2 separate regions of the Homo sapiens genome follow, and region 1 is linked to region 2. A link is an interaction called in ENCODE POLR2A ChIA-PET data of the cell type or tissue named here. Cell type or tissue: MCF 10A. All regions are shown on one strand. Links, peaks and the distances in the headings refer to the core of each region. The heading gives the core; the rest is flanking DNA. Region 1 has its middle 1.5 kb from the start of MIR122HG. Region 2 overlaps NEDD4L (NEDD4 like E3 ubiquitin protein ligase).

Region 1 (2,914 bases), core at 238-2,737, 82 kb before region 2:
GCTTTAGGCCTCTCCCCTCTCCCTTTATGGGATCCAGGGTTTAAAAGTAAACAATTCTTTCTCTTTCTGATAAGTCGCATTATTTATCGATTCAGTGGGGGAGGGAGGGCACGACCTTAGGCCACTAAGTCAGCACCACCTTTGGTCAAACACACTCAGCAAGATTGGAAAGTCCATTCCTCTGCTGAGTGGGGGTGTGCGGCCAGCAGGCAGCCATGGAGGCCACCGAGGCAGAGAAGACAGGTCACCTAGTGAATACATCTTCCCCTCAGAACCCCAACTTCCAACCAGTTTAACGTTCCTCACGGGAAGACTGCCATGTATGACCTGGTCACCTCCCCAGATTTCTAGAGACAGAAGAGTCACCGGTCACAGGAGCCTACTAAGTTCAATAGATCCTTGGCTCATGCTACGTAGAGCTCTTGACCAACATTTGGAAGCCAATCTCATTCTCCTCTTGAACTGGTCATTTCTGACGTAGTTAACCATGCATTCCTTTGTTCACGCCAACAATTATGTATGAAGCTCCTCCTTATCTGCTAAGCTCTGGTAATGCCACGGGGACCAAGACAAACAGAGCCCACAGTCAGGCAGTGAAGCAGGCAACAGGCGAGCCGCACGGACAGCAGAGGAGGCTGCTGCTCGGCCTAGCTGTATTCTGTTGTCGGCTATTATTATTGCTTTTTATTTTTTATTTACTTATTTTTTTGAAATGGAGTCTCGCTCAGTTGCCCGGGCTGGAGTGCAGTGGCGTGATCTTGGCTCACTGCAACCTCCGCCTCCCGGATTCAAGCGATTCTCCTGCCTCAGCCTCCTGGGTAGCTGGGACTACAGGTGCCCGCCACCACGCCCGGCTAATTTTTGTATTTTTAGTAGAGACGGGGTTTCACCATGTTGACTAGGCTGGTCCCAAACTCCTGACCTCAGGTGATCCTCCCGCCTTGGCCTCCCAAAGTGCTGGGATTACAGGCATGAGCCACCAGACCCATCCGCCGGCGATTATTTTTAATGTCTCTGATTATTTCTTTTCCTTCTCAGGTCATTTTGTTATTTTGTTTTTCTTTCTTTCTTTTCCTTGCTTCCTTCCATTCCTTCCTTCCTTCCTTCCCTCCCTCCCTCCTTTCTTTTCTTTTCTTTTCTTTCTTTCTTTCTTTCTTTCTTTCTTTCTTTCTTTCTTTCTTTCTTTCTTTCGTCTTTCTTTCTTTCTTTCTTTCTTTCTTTCTTTCGTCTTTCTTTCAACTTTCTCAATCTGTCTCTCTCTCTCTCTCTCATTCCTTCATTCCTTCCTTTCCTTTCTTTTCTTTTTTTTTTTTTTTTTTTTTTTTTTTGAGGCAGGGTCTCAATCTGTTACCCAGGCAGGAGTGCAGTGACATGATCACAGCTCACTGCAGCCTCGACCTTCTGGGCTCAAGGGATCCCCCTGCCTCAGTCTCCCCAGTAGCTGGGATACAGGTGCCCACACCTGACTAATTTTTGTACTTTTTTGTAGAGATGAGATTTCACACCACATTGCTATTTTGCCTTCTTATTCTTTAAAAGGAAACTCCTCGTTGCTCTCTCTAGTAAACACAAATGCAAGCTGAAGTGAGGTCTGGTCATTCCAGTTGATGATGATCTGAGGAGCTGGGTGGCCTTAATTTCACTAGCAGGTATTGTCATCCTGATAGTGTCATACTTCCTGTTAGTTGTCATATTTCTTTTCAGGTAAAAATGAAAAAATATACTAATGGCCTTTTTTTTTCTTGTCAAAGAGCTGAACTCAAGAAATGGGCCCAGTGAGTGGGCACCACTGTTTGTTCCTGGCATGCTCCCTAGGGTCCTGGGGGGACTAAGTTCCTTCAGGTTGCCTATGACTACCTGAGAGATCCTGCACACTTGGCCCTACAGAAGACAGGGCCCTCCCACAGGGCTGAGGGACTGGCCTTCAGTTCCTATGGGAAGAGCCCAAACAGTGCACCCCGAGGCGAGAAAAACATCCCGAGGGCTCTCTGGAAATCGCCAAAGCCCTGTGCTCCGCAGCGTCGGTGGATAAATATGGTGTCAATGGGATTTTTTTTTATGGTCACATTTCTGGCGCTGCAGTGTTGGCACTGCCTTTGCAAACTTGCTGTGCACTTTTAAAGTTGCTTCTCCTGATTTCAGCCATCCTAATTCTGAAAAGAAATTCTGAAAAGTGCACAGCGCTTTTTTTCAGCCTGGGCACTAGAATAAGACTCTGTCTGGGAAAGAAAGAAAAAAGTGACTTTTCATTTTTTAAGAAATAAAGGTGAGTGCCTTTTTAAAGAAGAAAAAACTGTTGTTTTTTCTCCTTTAAAGTGAAACAGATTCCTCAGGGCTCCCCGTTGTCCTGCCCTTTGAAAGAAAGACGTTCTTTCAAAGACGTTCTTTCAAAGGGCAGGATAAACCCCTCCCACCCCCAGGCCTCGTCCCACATTTTCCAGGTCACTTTCATCAGCATTTTTGCTGATATGGTTTTCCCTTCATTTAGAAAACCAGGATGAAGACACATGTTCAGCTTTCAGATGATTTTCTTTACATTCCTAGCCACGGTACTTGCAAGGATTCTGAATTTCAGAGACACGATGAATGTTTATCAAACTTCTGGCAAATCACACAACTCTACCTCAGCTGCCTATAAAAGTGATTTTTTGGCCAGGCACAGTGGCTCACACCTATAATCCCAGCACTTTGGTAGGCCGAGGTGGGCGGATTGATTGAGCTCAGGAGTTTGAGACCAGCCTGAGCAACATAGCAAGGTCCTGTCTCTACAAAAGCTACAAAAATTAGCTGGACATGGTGGCATGTACCTGTAGTCCCAGCTACTTGGGAGGCTGAGGCAGGAGGATTGCTTGAGCCTGGGAGGTGGGGGTTGCAGTAAGCCGAGATCGTGCCACTGCACTGCAGCCTGGGCACT
Region 2 (2,914 bases), core at 277-2,776:
ACAGCACAGGGGAAAGTCCTAGAACTGATGAGGGCTAATCAGCTTTGAATGCAGCTTTCACCCCTGAAAACAGCTATACTGCTATTTGAGAAACCATTTGGGGTACGCTACACAAACTAAACATGCTTTCCAAGTGACTTTTGTCAGAATATGAGTCAGGGTGTTTCTGTTTTTCTTTTTTGCTGTGGTTTAGGTAAGAGTTATTGGCTAAATACTTCTAACATACAACCCAGAATGACCTACGTTGGCATTTTGAAAAGTCTAATTACGGTTTAACGAATTTTTGTGGGGAAATACAACGAGCAGAAAGGGAAGTGAACTGACACTCCTATCAAGGAATATAAAATCAGGCAGATGGCATTCTCAAAAAATCCTCAATTTAGAAGTCAGAAGGTTTGTCCCTTAATATTTAGTGGTCTTGGGCAAGGATTTCTTTAAATCTCAAATGCTTTATCTATGAAATAGAGTGATAGTACCCCAGTTGAGGGCTCAGGAATTGAGTTAACTATAGTCATTCAAAAGTTGTGATATCTCTTCAGGCAAAGGAGTAACATGTTAATGTAGTCATTTAAATAATCTTTATTTGCTACCTTGTAAAGTAGCTTACAATATCTTAGAGTCAGGGCCGTGAGTTTTGGCTACTGAAAAAGCTTACGATATTTTTATGAGCAAAAAGGATTGGGTTTTGCATATACACAGACATTAACTATGACAGCCTCGAAAACAACTCATTGCTTTTTAGCCACTAGTATGAATTTCAGCAGAGAATACTTCTGCTGTTATCATTTCGGCCTAAGTTAATAAAATATACTGATCCTTAGTCTAGTATCTCCAGACTCCAAACCTTACACTTTCACCATACTTATCTTGACCAGAAACAGAAGAAATGAAGAACATGAACTTCCCTCTTTTATAGTTTTAAGACATGTTTATATAAAAAACCCGAAACAAAACAAACAACCACTCTTCCAGAAAATGAGCACGTCAGTGTTTTGCTCTGTAATTCCAGAGCAAAAAATACATCATCTTTATATAGCTTAGGAGCAATCTATAGACAATTTACACTGCCTATGGTCTTTTCTTAGTTTTTAAGCCAGTCTTCTTTGATTTTCCACTGAACAACAGATTTGACCTCACATCCTATTTATTTTAGGCAGTGTTTAGTCTGATGAAACCACATAGCAATTCTGAGTCTAGGCAAGGTATAAATTTGTTAATACCTGGACAACCACCAAAATAAGAAAAAGAATACAATGTTCTGACATAAGCCAATAAAGAGATCATGTTTTCTGCTCTACCAACAGTACATCCCGTCACAAACTAAGATTTCCTCTCTAGTTTATTTCTCACTTTCTGGTGTTCATTCTCGTCCATTCAACCGATACTTCTTGAGCACCTACTCTGTGCAAGGCATTTTAGGTGCCAGAAAAATAACAGTACATAAACCAAAGGTAGCTTTCCCAGTTCCCTCCTGGAGCTCACAAGCTGTTGAGAGCAACAGGCAATAGGAAATCAATGAATAAACCGTGGTAGTGCCATGAGGAAAAAAATGACCCCATAGGAACTAAAAAAGTGACTTCCTTCCACTCTCTCCTGCCAGCGTTAGAAGGCCTGCACTCTCGGGTAGACTCTCATCAGCTGGCTCTGCATCACATCCTCTCTACTAAGGAGTTTCTTCACTGTTAAGTGGAAGAATTTGACTGGATGAACAAACGTGACTCAGCTCTTCTATTTCTGAAAGTCTGTGATTCCCAGCAACTATTTTTTGTTTGTTCCTGTATTCGTGAGGGTTCTCCAAACATCACTGTTACATCACAGTTCCCCCTACTCCTGAAAATGTTGGAAAAAAAGCTTAAACAGTCATCACTGTGTATGCAAGTTCGACTGTCTTAAATGACAAATTCCCCAAGGAGCAGATTTCAACATGTGGCCCCCAGCCTATGATGCCCGTTCCCTTGCCTGCTCTGTCTCCTGGCAGGGGCTGAGGAGGTGTGGGCGGAAATGTTGAGATATTTCAAGCCTTTCTCCTTCTGGGGAATGATGCGTGAAAGCTGAAAAATCACTGTCTTCCTCTTGCATTCATTATCTTTTCTCTCCAGAGGTAGTTCTCATGATAGAATAAGAAGAGCAAGTTTTTACATTCTCTTCCTGAAAACTTTCCAACAACGTACCAGGACAAACATCCTTCCAGTGCAGCTTCTGAAGAGATTACACGTACATTTTTTTTTTTTTAATTATTGGACCAAATCATTTGTTCTCACTTGAAAATCTCGAATGTCATTTTCTGGCTTACAAGTTAGCTTGTAAAATAGGTCTACGTGAAAAATGAACATATCTGTTGATTAAAGCCCTTTTGCTCTGCATTAAATCTGTGTTCCTGTTTTGGGTACAGAATGAAAATCTGCCTTATTGTGTAGGTCGGTTCTAAATGTTTTCACATCATCACTGGCCGGGAGACATTGGAGCTCCTTGCACAGAAGGGCTCATGCCCGGCACGGGGACATCAGTGACACCAGCGCATCTGGGGCTCCGGTCCTGATTCTGACCCTTGCAAGGACTGTCAGCAACAGAATAAGCTTTCTGAGCTTCTGACAAATTGGAAATAACAACATTTGCCCTGCCTTTCTGAGGGGACGACTGTGAGTTTCAAGTCGGCTGATTATAAAGTTCTTGGAAAAATGAAAGTGTTACACAACATGAGATAGTGTTCATGACAGCAGCATGTGTGAACATCACTTACTAAATGCTATTACTAGTGATATCTGCTATACACAGAGCATGCTAACTTACAGGAATGCTGAACACTGAGCTGCCACAGAAAGGGTCCCCTCTCCCTAAAAATATGTAGAAACGCTAGGCCTACTTAGAACTGATATTTTTAAAACTTGGGAAGAGAAACTCTAGGTACTAGGTA

The links. ChIA-PET counts read pairs that join two places held together with the same protein. Peaks named below come from ENCODE experiments on the same cell type or tissue, not always from the same donor. Only the 100,000 strongest peaks of a DNase experiment are listed, where the experiment ranks them.
Region 1: POLR2A ChIA-PET joins it to region 2 with 6 read pairs; 3 of 35 experiments call an interaction of 5 or more read pairs at or near these places.

What each region holds. Positions count from the first base shown.
Region 1 is chr18:58,443,348-58,446,261 of GRCh38, reverse strand. No RefSeq gene overlaps it. Among named protein-coding and RNA genes, the nearest start is that of MIR122HG, 1.5 kb to the left of the region's middle. In MCF 10A, for the core only: no CTCF peak of the experiment used is centred there; no DNase peak of the experiment used is centred there.
Region 2 is chr18:58,361,205-58,364,118 of GRCh38, reverse strand. All of the region lies in intron 19 of NEDD4L (NEDD4 like E3 ubiquitin protein ligase), which reads right to left. Among named protein-coding and RNA genes, the nearest start is that of MIR122HG, 84 kb to the left of the region's middle. In MCF 10A, for the core only: no CTCF peak of the experiment used is centred there; a DNase peak (open chromatin) is centred at 1,788.